2 separate regions of the Homo sapiens genome follow, and region 2 is linked to region 1. The links are chromatin contacts, found by Hi-C or POLR2A ChIA-PET in ENCODE. All regions are on one chromosome and are shown on one strand. Each heading gives the region's core, a stretch centred on a gene start or an enhancer-like site at or near the end of the contact. The rest is flanking DNA. Distances are from core to core; before and after follow the strand shown. Region 1 holds the start of PLEKHA5 (pleckstrin homology domain containing A5). Region 2 has its middle 110 kb from the start of PLEKHA5.

Region 1 (6,733 bases), core at 3,116-5,615:
AAACATTCATCCAAGAATGCACGCAAAGAAATTAAAATGTTATTGAAAATTGAAATGTTACCTCTGTTTTTATAAGATGAGCTAGGCTTAATGTACAGTAGTCAAAATTACATTGAATAAATGACCTGAAATGAAAAAACTGTTTTTCTTCACATATACCATACTACTAGCTTGACAAGAAAAGAAGTATCCCTTTTCGTGGCAATATCAACTCACTTTAATTTAGGATGGAAATAACCAATAGAAAAACATTTGATGACTGCATTTCACTCAAGTATTTTTTTAGGCCATCTAATAATGTATAGTATAATCTCCAAAGAAAAGATTTCACCCAAAAATATTCACAGAAAGACCATACCATGAAACTATTCCATTCCTGTATCTTCTGCTTTCTCTATTTCTACATCCAAAAGCAAGCATTCCTAATACTTATAAAAAAGCCCTTGACGTTTTATCTAAGTATCTTTCTAAAAGATTAAAGAACCATACAGGTAATTATAATTTACTGGAAGTATAACATGATCTTAAAAATGTCACAGTAAAAATAACTTTCTAGGCTCAATGAAATAAAGGTAACTTTAGCTAGGTATCTGTTATTGTTTATAAACTACTGAAGTCTTAACCCAGTTTGGCATTTCAGCATTCTCTTTCATGTCTCAGTTTATTAAAATTAAAGAACAAATAAGGTTAAACAATAAAAACAAACTCTTAGGTAAATAGTTTCTAATATAAAAATAAAAAGACAAAACCACCCATATTTTTCGTTGGGGGATTAAAATTTTTCCTACATGATGTTGACCTCCAGCTTTGTATTTGTCTCCAAGTAGTACTAAGTTATTAAGTTTGAACATAAATTAGTTTAATATTCTAAAGAACTGGTTTTAAGATTGGGACTGACTGGTCATCTTTTCTCTCAAGCTCTACTAAAAGCCTTTTTTAAACAAACATATCAATAAAACATCTTGACTTAGACATATTTAAATAAACTGAGGCAAAAATACAAACAATGCTCCAATATATGCTCATGAAATATTCAGTAACTATTTCTATTTTTACTCCCTGACCGTCATTGTTTATCAAATTGTGCCTAGCTTTACATCACTTTTGCTACCTATAAACAGCCCTGGTCAAAATATACATGAACAAGGTTCACTAAAAAAAAAAAAAAAAAAAAGATGTTCACGTAACTCAGATTTTTTTTTGTTTGTTATCTCTCAGCACAGATAATCAAAGATCAAAACTTTAAGTACCACATAGCTAATGACCAATAATCCTCTATTACCCAGGAATATACACAGAAGCACCAAAAAAAAAAAAAAAAAAAGGTAATTGTGGTCATATTCTGATGAAGCTGGACGATTCCAAAAGAAAAAAACGAAGATACAAAATTATTTTTAAAAGTGGCCATAAATGATCTAATTTCCAAATCAATGAATCGATGAATATTCCAGGCAAATAACATTAGAAAAGTAAGAGTGCCATTTTCTTCTCTCAAAATTCTGACACTATACAAAATAAAGAATACAGTCACCATTATATGATAAACTTCAGAAAATCATGATCAAGACTGGACATACAACTATTCAGCTGAGGAGTAATCACAGCATTCTAATTACGAAGGAAAAAAATGAAAGTCAAAAAACTCACTTTATATAGTATCTTGCACCTTCAAAAGTATATGCTTCTTCCCAGCCAGTAGGCAAATCTAAAACAATACATATATTACAATTAGTATTACTTCAATGATAGCAAAATAAGTCTCAATCCATTTTAATTATCCATTTTCATTTATTAGCTGTTTTAATTAAGTAGATTACTAACAAAAAAAGTGTTGAGCTGGCAATACAACAGATATCATTTTTTGAAAAACAGCAATTCAAATTTAGAGCCACCAGAAAAGTAACCATAATATTAGAGATTATCTGACCTGAGCACACACTGTAATATATTAGGGTGGAGAGGAACTATGTTCTGGCACCCAAGAAAGCAAAGGGAAGCCTTCTCATCCCAGGTGGAACACTCATGAATGACTAGCAAAAAAAAAAGCTGGGTATAACAGGCAACGCCTGCCTCTTCTTGGGTATATTGTGTCTATTTAAGACCGTATTTTTCAGCTACACAAATGAATCCATCTAGGAAGTGTCACCAAAAAGAAGGCAGAACTTCCTAACTACTTAATTAATGGAAAAGAAATGACACCGAATACTTCCGTGTGTGTTTCTAAAAATTTGACTAAGAGACGTGAAGTTTCAAGTAGTAAAGTTGGGGATGATTCAGGTGAACAATGGTCATTATGTGCTACATATTATTATTAATGACAAGTTGTTTGGATTTCATCAAAATGCCTCTTGGAAGTAAAAACAACCGATGTGTGTACAAAACCAGAGTCCAAGCAAAGTAAAACCAAACCAGAAAAAAAAAAAAGTGAAATCACATAAAAGAATAAAATTTTTCTGTGGCGTGAATGTTACCAAATCTGTGGGGTTAACTAGGACACTTATTTATATCACTCATAATTCCATAGGATAATTAGTCTAAATAATTTAAATGTCATATCGTCTTTCATGAAATAAATCTATCATTATCCATAAAAGCAAAGAGGCCATCAAAGTTGGAATATGCGTGTAAAACACCAGAAAGGTATATTGAAGCAAAAGCCTGCACCGGGGAATTGAGAAACATGATAGTGTATTAGTCAGAAATGCCTTAAAAATGTAAGCTCATCATGCTTGCTACACCAGCCTTTCCTTTCTTCCTCCACCTTTTTGCAAATTTGGAGACATTAGTCACTTCAGTGAACTCCAGCATTTCACAGAGAGGCAGGTTTGTTCAATATCCTGGCAACTTTAACAGATTCACGGAATGTCAGAGTCCGAGAGAATGTACCCCAGAGGCCAGCTCTGAGGACTGCTGAAACTGGCCTCGCCTTCGACCCAAACTGCTCTCAAGCCTTTCCAATCACCAGGACTAGAGGCAGGCCAGTAAGAGAACACATGTTACATTTCAAAGACAAACAAGTCACGAATGTAAACAAAGAATGATAAAAGAAACCCAGACCAGTACAGAAACTACGAGGAGCCTTTTCCAGCTCCACTCACACTTAGCATTCAAACAAGCTCCCAAAGCCACCCGAGAGAGCCGCTTCCCCACGGACTCCCTCCAAACAGGGCCCGGGTGCCCCCATACGGGACACCCCCTCGCACGCCCACCGCCTCCTGGCAGTCTGTGCAACCTCCGTGCGGCTGGCGGGGACTTTAGATCCGGATCGCCAGCAACTGAGGCTGCGAACGCCTCCTCCGGCTCCGGCTGCTCCTCCCGTGGCAGGAGGGAACGCGCCAAGCGTTTCCCGAGCCGTTCCCTGTCACAGAGAGGATCGCAGCACCCCCGAACTCCTCTCCTCCTCCTCCTCCTCCTTCATCAGCCACCTACCCACAAGTCCCACCTAGGAGGAGGAAGCTGCACGGCAGGAGGCAGCGCTCCTGGGAGGAGGGGGAGGATGTGGTTACGTTATCCCGGCGGGCGATCGGGGTCCGGGGCTGCAGGGAGGGGAGTGGGTAAGGACTGCCTGAAGATTGCTGGGGGGCAAGACGGCAGCTGGGGGTCACCGGGGAGTGAGTAGCGGCCGCGGAGGAAAAACTCAGGACTCCAGGTTTCAGGGAGGGGAGCGTCGCCACTCTAGGGTCGCGAGGGTCGTCTAGGCTGGGATGGGGGGAGAAGGCGCAGGAAGAGGGCGCCGTCTCCAAGTGCTGATGAAAGGCTGAGGAGAAAGAGGCGCCCCGAGACTGGAGAGAACTCCCGGCGGCGGAGTCCCCGTGGCCCCTCTACCTGCGGCCGCTCCCGCCCGGCCTCCGCCCCGCCTCGCCGCCTCCCGGGGCCCGCGGCGCGGGGCAGGTTGCGGGGAGCCGGGCGGCCCGGGCTCTGCCGCCTCCTCCAGGCGGAGCCCAACTCCGTTTGGGCCCGGCGTTACCTGTGCTCTGCCGCCGGTGTCCGGTGACCACCGCCTCGCCGGTGACGGGGTGCAGCCAGGTGGTGCTCTTGGCCTCCTCGCTGCAGGGGTGAGAGAAGGGGCAGACACGGAGCGTGAGAGGGGACGCGGGGGCGAGCCGAGGGGCTGCAGGAGCACAGACCCGGGCTCTCCCCCGTGTCGCCAGCCGCCCGCCTCCTGCCCTCCCGCCCCCGCGGGCCCCCGTGCCGTCCCCGGCTCTTTACTTGATGAAGAAGACTCGGCCGCCCCTGGTGATCCCGTAAGTCCAGGACCGGGGCAGGGAGATCCACTCCAGGTTCAGATCCGCCGCCATGTCTGATCCCTAGCCGCCGCCGCCGCCTTCTCCTGCTGCCGCCGCGGCTGCCGAGGGAGGAGGGAACGAGCGAGCGAAGGGAGCGCGGAGCGAGCGCGCCTCCCCGGCCCGGCGCGCCCCCGCGCGCGCCCTACCCCCTCGGGCGGTGCCCGCCCCGCCGCCCCGGCAGGGTCCGGCCCCCGTCGCCGCCCCTCCGCATCCCGGCGGCCGCCGGCCGGCCGCCCCGCCGCGCGCTCGGGGGATGGGCAAGCGGCGCCGCGCCCCAGACCCCTCCCTCGGGCCCCTGCGGCGCGCCCGCCCCCTCCGCCGCGCGAAGGTTCCGGGATCGATTAAAAAAAAAAAAAAAAAAAAAAAAAAACGCGTCCTGCCCCCAGGGCTTTGCCCGAAGGCTTCCCATCCCAGGGCGCGATCAAAGGGAGCCTAATAATGCCCAAGCCCCTGATTTCTCTCTTTCAAACAACAAAAACACAGCGTCTGAGCTTTGTTTTATAAGAGCTGTTGGAGAGCCAACAGATTTTTCCAATATATTTATCGTTTTAAAATGGAAAGCTGTTTTTATTAAAGCACACGAAAGGCCTTTCCTGTTTGTTTGTTGTGTGCCAGATATCAAAGGTTGGACGTGATACGTGGCCCCATGAAATATGAGTGGATTTAGACTTGACAAAACAAGTTTTTTCTCTTCCTAGGCCCCTTAGGTCATATCTTATAAAATAAAAACTCGTCTTTTTCTGGTACTTGTTTTTAAAGATTCACTTAACATCAGTGTGGATTTTTACTTGCCCTGTCTCCAATAGATTACAATAATAGCTTATTTTATGGAGTCCTTGTGACGGTGTACATTTTTAAATCTTCACAACAACTATATATATATGTGTGTATATATATATATGTGTGTGTGTGTGTGTATATATACACACACACACACAATCTATAAAAAATCCCCATTTTACAGATAGGAAAAATGAAGTTTAAAAACACAGTAGTTTGCCCAGTCATAGTAATAACTGCCAAAGCCTGGATTCAAACTGGCTGTAGGATTTCAAAAGTATATTTGTATAACCTCCTTGCTGTACAAGCCCACTTTGTTTTACTGCGATTCACTTTATTGCTGTTTGCAGATCTTTCACATCTTACAAATTGAAGGTTTGTGGCAACTCTGCATTAAGCAAGTCCTAGCACCGTTTTTCAACAGCATTTGCTCACTACATGTCTCTGTGGCACATTTTGGTAATTCTTGCAATCTTTCAAACTTTTTCATTATTGTACCTGTTATAGTGATCTGTAATCAGTGATCTTTGATGTTACTGTTGAAATTGTTTTGAGGGCACCATGAACTGAGCCCATGTAAGACAGGGACTTAATAAATGTGTGTGTTCTGACTGCTCCACCAACCAGCTGTTCCTCTGTCTCTCTGCTTCATCTTGGGCCTCCATATTCCCTGAAATGAAACACTAATAATTGTCTAATAATAATGGCCTAATATTGAAATTAGGCCAACCAGTAACCCTACAATGCCCTTTAAGTGACCAAGTGAAAGGAAGAGTTGCATGTCCCTTACTTTAAATGAAAAGCTAGAAACGATTAAGCTCAGATGTATCAACAGCCAAGAGAGGCCAAAAGCTCGGCCTTGTGTCAAATAATTAGACAAGTTGGGAATGCAAAGGAAATGTTCTTGAAGGAAATTGAAAATGCTACTCTGGTGAAAACATGAATTATAAGAAAACAAAACAGCCTCATTGCAGATAGGGAGAAAATTTTAGTGGTCTGGGGAGAAGATCAACCTAGCTACAACATTCCCTTTAGCCAAAGCCTAATCCAGAGCAAGGCTCTAACTCTCTTCAATCTTATGAAGGTTGAGAGAGCTGAGGAAGCTGCAGAAGAAAAGGTTGAAGCTATCAGGGATTTAAGGAAAAACACCATCTCCGTAACATAATAGTGCAAGATGAAGCAGCAAATGATGTAGAAGCTGCAGCAAGTTATCCAGAAAATCTAGTCAAGATCATTGAAGGTGGATACACTAAACATATTTTCAATGTAGACAAAACAGCCTACTATTGAAAGAAGATGCCATCTAGGACTTTCACTGCTAGAGAGGAAAAGTCAATGCCTGGCTTCAAAGCTTCAAAGGGCAGGCTGACTTTTTTGTTAGGAGATAATGCAGCTGGTGATTTTAGGTTGAAGCCAATTCTCATTGACCATTCCAAAAATTCTAAGACCCTTAAAAATTATGCTAAATATACTCTTCCTGTGCTCTATAAATGGAACAACAAAGCCTAGATGACAGCACATCTGTCATGGCTGACTGAACATTTTAAGTCTGCTGTTGAGACCTACTGCTCAAAAAAAAAAAAAAAAAAAGAAAAGAAAAAGTGATTCCTTTCAAAATATTTCTGTTCATTGACAGTGTACCTGTTTACCCAAGAGTTCTCCTGGAG
Region 2 (6,733 bases), core at 1,258-3,757, 110 kb after region 1:
ATGTTTTTAAAATGAGACAATGTACAATACAAATTTGGAATAATTTTACAACATATTAAAGTCAGATAAGAAACAGGCAAGATACACGGAATTAAAACTTACCATAAAGGTTCATTTTTTTTTTTTTTTGCTAGAATAGGGAATTTCTCCAAAATGTATTTGAAAACCATTAAGAACTCAACTGAGACAGTGACTTCAATGATCCAGTGAATCAAAGAGGCCACAGTGATTAATTTTAACTAATTCTTTGTTTAGATCAAATTGAACAAACAGCCTTCCTATGCAGTTTTGATATTGGATTATTTTTTTTTCACTGTAGGAATGCAGAGTAATTGATATCTCATATTTAAGTTATAAGAACTGCTTGAGAAATTTGAACATTGAAGGAAAGACCTTTGGAATTTGAAGAGCTATGCCACTAACAACAGACATACATATAGTTGTTCATTTAGCAAAGTACACCACGTGGATGCTACATTTGGGAGGAATTTTGATGGGTGCATTACAAAGTCTGACTAAAAGCAATGCATGTTTGGTGGTGATGTTAGTTCTTTTAATCACTCCTGATGGACCATCCATATCTTCCTATGACCACATGTCCGATGCAGAGGAGAAAAGATTATTTTCCTCACCCACTGCTAGGTTCATTGCTGAGACCCCTATAACAAAAGACAGACTAACAAGTGGAAGGCATGCAAATGTAAAATTTATGTGATATGGGCACTTTCAAAAATGAATGATAACTCGAAGAAACAGAAAAAAACTGTGTATTTTTATGGACAGTCATGCAGAAGTATGATTGGAAGATAAAAGGATATGATCTAAAGGTAATAAACTGCAGGAACAAGCAAGGCCTGTTTTTCAGTTTCTTCTTGATATTTCTGTGCCTTTGAGGACAAGGATGTTTCTCTCTTTGGGGTATAGGGAGGACCCCTCTAGAATGAAGGTCTTATAACCTACTTTAGGGAAAGACCAGAGAATTTCTGCTTCAGTGAAGAAGGAGCGAGAGGAAGGTGAGAATGACCTTCCCGCTTCTGCTTTGTCTTCAAATGCCAAGGTGTCACATTTTTTGGTAGCATGTCTCTAACCCTCTCATGGATAAAGAAGGCTATTACTGATTTAAAGACCATTTGAATCAAATTGTAGGACATTCTGCCATTTAGTAACTTTTTAAGAGCCCCAGTAATACCACAAGCAAATACATACATTAACATATATTACTTAATCAATAATACATACATACCATCCATCCTACTATTTACTTTGAGTTCCAATGCTACCTAAAATGAAAAGTTTTTAATGCATTTTAGGAGCCGAAACAGAATTCTGTTTCCTGTGTGATACAGAAAAATAAGAGCAAAATTGAGCTTTTGATGCTTTAGGCAATCACAGATTAATGAGAATGTGAGTTCTTGGCACTAGGAAGGAGCTCTGCATTTAATATTATCTCTCATATTTGAAGATGATGCTTGACAGCTTGACCATGATGCCAAATAAAAAAGAAACTTTCCTGTTTGCAGAGACTATTTGTGTTCATTAGGGTACTAGCTAAGTGGCTATAACTTGAAGACCTCAAATAAAGAGGTATAAACTAGAAAAATGTTTATTTTTCTCTTACTTAATAGTCCAGAGGTAGGTGAGCTGTCCAGGGCAAGTAGACAGCTCTTTTCCTGTCATCCAGGGACCCAGGGACCCAGGCTCCTCCCATCTTTAGGTTATATCATCCTTTAGGATGTCTCATGGCCACTGTGTTTAAGTTCGAACCACTAGAAGGGGAAAGAAGGACAGGGCAAGCAGATTCCTTTTAAGGTTATGACAGTGTTGAAATTTACCTGAGCCCTGTGATCCTGAAAAACAGCCATGATTAAAGAAATCCTGCCACCCATTGTGTTCTAGGAAACAGCAGCTTACTCAACCACGACTTTGTTAAGAATCAAGGATGCCCGATATGGTTTGGATTTGTGTCCCTGCCCAAGACTCATGTTGAATTGTAATCCTCAGTGTTGAAGTAGGGGCCTGGTGGGAGGCGATTAGATCCTGGGGGTGGATTTCCCTCTTGTTGTTATTGGGATAGTGAATTCTCACAAGATCTGGTTGTTTAAAAATGCGTAGCACCTCCCCCTTCTCTCTCTTCCTCCTGCTTCAGCCATGTAAGATGTGCCTGCTTCCCCTTCACCTTCTGCCATGATTGTAAGTTTCCTGAGGCCTCCCAGCCATGCTTCTTGTAAAGCCTGCAAAAACTGCGAGCCAATTATGCCTCTTTTCTTTATAAAGTACCCAGTTTCAGGTTATTTCTTTATAGCAGTATGAGAACAGACTAATACAATGCCCCTCTTGTTTTCCTATGACAAGGCCAGACACAGACTTTCCAAATTCCTATTCTTTGCCTTTGAAATTATCAGCTGGACTGTTTTCTCACCACCGATCAGTGGAAACAAAATGCTTACTAACCAAACCTTTGTTAAGATTTTCTCCTTCCTCTAGTCCCCTGAACTCTTGCCTGCTTTAAGCCTGAGTCAGCCATACAACCCTTCCTTAAGGATCTCTGCCAAAAAAATAGACTGGTCTCAGGGTAAAACATTCCTGGATGTACTATCTGATCCTTCCATACTTTCATCCCACTTCTCTACATCTACATCTTTCTGGTCTTGTTTACTTCTCTTTAGACAAGAAAAATCCTTTTTGCCTAAAGCTTGCAGATCTTATAGTCAAATGTTCTCCTTTGTGCAATAGTCCCTCTCTTACTCTTTGCAAAAGTCCTTTTGAATAAAGTCCAGATTTGTTTTTAACTTGACAGATATAAACCAGAAGTTCCATTGGTTGGAGCCTAGCTACAAAGGGGCCTGGGAAGAACACTGTCTAGCTGGACAGCTAAATCCAGCTAAAACTCAAGAGTTCTATTATTAAACAAAAGAATCAGGTAATATATATTAGAAGACAATTGCCAGTATCTGCCACTCTCTTCTCACAGTAAGATACTGTTTGTAGTTCTACATTTCTTCTCTCAGACTGGTACTTTTGGACAAAATAGGTAACTCAGAATCTGGTTGTCCCTTGTCGCTTTTGTCTTCCTGTCAGTTTCCTGGCACTTGACTACTCTGCCATGTTTCTGAAAATGTGTCAAAATGGTCTTTCTTCCAAGTAAAACGCTTAGGGCTTCTCAAATTCAGCTTAGGACTTAGAGCTTCTAAAGTTCTGTTTAAAACCTAATCAAACTTTGGAAAATGTGGTTTTTTTTTGGTGTGGAAACAGCTGGGCTTTGTCCTTACTGTATATAATTATGGAGGCTGAGCAATCCTACCAGGCAACCCTGGTTTTTAGAGATGGATGGCTCTGGTATCAAATCCTGGCTCTGCCAGTTACTAGCTGAAGAGCCTTAAGTGTGGTATATAACCTCATGAAGGTTTGTTTTCTTCTCTATAAGAGTACTAAAATCTATATTGTAGACTTATTGCAAGAATTAGAGATAAAATTTAAAAAATGTCCAGTATAATGCCTGGCCTTGGCATACGCTAAAAAAATGGCAGATGCTACTTTAATTATTTGATACAACTTTTCTTTGGAATTCTTCCATTACATATCTTCCAGGTGCCTCATCATTTTGCATTGCTCTCCCTCGTCTGATTCTACACCCACATTTCATATTTCTAGATGTCATGCTTTGCAGTCCTCAACATTTTTGCTTGTCCTCTTCTCTGCTCTCAAAATTACCTAATTTGGGTTTAATTCTTTCAAGGTTCTAATTTCTCATTTTAGATATACAATTTCTTTTAGAAAAGTAATTCTGCCAGGCTGGGCAACATGGCAAGATCTCATCTCTACAAAACTAAATAAATTAGCTTTGTGTTGTGGCATGCACCTGTAATCCCAGCTACTTGGAAGGCTGAGGCAGAAGGATCCTTTGAATTCAGGATGTTGAGGCTGCAGTGAATCATATTCACTCCACTGCACTCTAGCTTGGGCAACAGAGTGAGACCCTGTCTCTAAAACAAACAAACAAACAAAAAATTCAATTCTGGTGTTCTGGAACTACAACAAATAGGAAGGATGAGTTAGATCTTTGGTTGTTTTTGAATTGCATCATGCTGGGCTTCTGGCCATCAGAATTACCCAGTGATATTTTCTAAAGAATCCGCTTATTACCTATTTTCTGCACATATTAGGAGCAGTAGAATTTCATTGCTCCCACTTATTGAGAAAATTCCCGCAAAGATGTTTAAGTGGTCAAAATTCATTGCATATCTTGGTAGCATGCATTTTGATGGAATATGCACAAAGTAGTGATTGATACTAGTTGCAGAATCCACTCCCCAAAAGGGAGAAAAATGGAATCACTCATATTCTTTCACAGTGCTGAGATAGTATCTGTGAGTGAATGCACAAGATTCTTATTTCAGGTATATATGGCTTTAAATTGATATCTACAAGTCATATTGTGGACTTCCTTATGTGTTCATTTGGTATAGATTATTAGAAGTTTTAAAGTCCCGTCACTGAACTTGTTTTTCTAAGAATAACCCTTCATATTTGAGTTCTTGCCAAATTCAGTCTTAATCATTATGCAACAAAATATTCTATGTCATCTGTTGGTGTGTTTACAAAGGAATGAGCATAAGCACATATGTATTTACGACCAAAAAATTAATCTTAAAAAAAAAATCACTCTAAGTTATGGGGAATTCTGGAAGCTTCTGAGTAAGCCAAAAGACAAGTTTCATATAAGGAGGTTCAGTAATTTTTGTTGCATTTGATGAGAATAAAACAAGACTTCACATATTACTAGCAGCTCAACTTGGTGCTAAGACTAAAGTTTCCCTGATGATGAAGCATTTTTGCCTTTCCCCAAGTCTTAGTGCAGGATTTGAGGAATAGGGATATAAATAAGACAATGTGTTGAGTAAGTTTCTGAGATGGAGAAGAAGGTTGCAAGAGAATAACTGAATGGTTATCAGACAATATTTGATGTCAATGTCTAAAAATTATTCCTCTGCCACATTCCCTTTTGGAGAGCCTACAGGCTAACTGGTGATAGTTCCAGGAGTGAATACATTCAGGAGTAAGTCTATTTCAAACACAAAAAATACTCCTTTCCTCCAGTCAATATCTTAATATCTTGAAGAAATTAATTTTTTTTTTTTTGAGACAGGGTCTCACTTTGTCACCCAGGCTGGAATGCAGTGGTGTGATCTTGGCTCACTGCAGCCTCAACCTCCTGTGCTCCAACGCTCCTTTTGCCTCAGCCCCCAAAGTAGCTGGGACTACAGGCTCACGCCACTATGCCCAGCTAATTCTGTGTATTTTTTGTAGAGGTGGGGTTTCGCTATGATGGCCAGGCTGGTCTCGAACTTCTGAGCTCAAGTGATCTGCCTACCTTAGTCTCCCAAAATGCTGAGATTACATGTGGGAGTCATGGTGCCTGGCTGAGATTCGATTTTTAAAATCTTTATAATATGCTTGAAATTATTCCATCTCTCCATCACCCTTGCCACTAAGTCCAAGTCACCATCATCTCTGGCTTGGATTATTGCAATGGGTTCTTAACTTGTCTATCCACTTTTGTATTTTTTCAAATTATCACAAGGTAGCCAGAGTCATTTCCTAAAAACAGAAATCAAATCATGACACTCTTCTCATTAAAACCTCTCAATGGTTTCTCACTGAAGTTAGAGGAAAATCCAAACTTCGTCCCATGTCCTACAAGACTGAATACTCTGGCTTCTGAAGGTCTTTCAGCCTTGGCAGCTTTTCTTACTGAGCATTGCTCCAGACCCTTGGGTCCTTCGTCGTTGTCAGTTTGCTGAGTGCTTTCCTGCTCCGCCTCTGCTCTCTGCTCTCTCCCAGTCTTCACAGGGCATTTTCCTCATTGCAGTTTAAACATGAGCTCCTCAAGGAGGCCTTTTCTGATTACCCCATTTAAGTAGGCTCTCCTTACTCTGGTGTTCTCAATCATAGCACCCTGTCTCCTTCGTAGCTTTTATCATTATTTGTAATTACATACTGATTTATTTGTTTATCATATGTCTCCCCTACAAATGTGTAAACTCCCTAAAATGCAACGGCCATATGTAACTTATTCACCACTCATTATTCAACCCTTAGAACATGCCAAGAACATAGTAGGTGCTCAATAAGTAGTTGTTGAATGAATGGAATGAACAATAATTACACAAACAAATAGCTATTGGACCTTTATTATGTGTTGGGCACTTGGCCTACCATAATAATAATGTTTTACCTTTATGAGAAGCCTGTGAAAGAGATACTGACATCTCTGGTTTACCGATGAAGAACTGGAGGATTAGAGACTTTAAATAACTTGTCCAAAGTTTCACAGCTAATAGGTGACAGAGATAGGACTCAAACTTAGTTCAAGCTTAAGATTCATGCTACTGTATTAACTACTACTATCTATCATTTATTTTGCAAATATTTATTGAGGATATAAAGTGAATAAAAGTACTGGGAAATAAGGAGCAGCAGTAGTAATAGTTATATGCTAACTGACATTTGAAATACACTTATAGATGAAATTACCAGATGATATTTGCAAAGCATCAAGCACAGCACTACAGTGTACTATACAGAGGGATTGCAGAGTCAAGACATAATTGAGAGCGCCCAGTGACTGATAGAAGGTCCTGCCACGAAGAGTTGTGGATGTGGTTTGGAGACATCTCTGGCTGAGCCTGATCTGCTGCTAGAGAGGAGACAATGGTGCATCTTAACAAATGAC

What was found. A loop is a pair of places that touch in the nucleus more often than their neighbours do. ChIA-PET counts read pairs that join two places held with the same protein, here RNA polymerase II (POLR2A). Pooled maps may share reads with other maps.
Region 2: a loop to region 1 is called in a map of PC-9, with 2.7 times the contacts of the local background. The contact joins the enhancer-like site here to the promoter of PLEKHA5 in region 1. A Hi-C loop is called at or near these places in 7 of 168 maps with a recorded cell type or tissue (Caco-2, Calu3, HepG2 and 4 more) and 1 of 50 pooled maps. POLR2A ChIA-PET finds 5 or more read pairs at or near these places in 1 of 52 experiments (WTC11).

The regions. Positions count from the first base shown.
Region 1 is chr12:19,127,365-19,134,097 of GRCh38, reverse strand. PLEKHA5 (pleckstrin homology domain containing A5) reads right to left here and starts at 4,365. Exons shown (of 32, transcript NM_001256470.2): 1 at 4,210-4,365; 2 at 3,968-4,047; 3 at 1,648-1,705. The coding sequence starts at 4,298.
Region 2 is chr12:19,014,570-19,021,302 of GRCh38, reverse strand. No RefSeq gene overlaps it. Among named protein-coding and RNA genes, the nearest start is that of PLEKHA5, 110 kb to the left of the region's middle. Within about 2 kb of position 2,507, at least 3 of the 41 ENCODE cell types and tissues checked have a DNase peak (open chromatin) inside an H3K27ac peak, as active enhancers do; they include PC-3, PC-9 and mammary epithelial cell, where a contact is called at or near this core.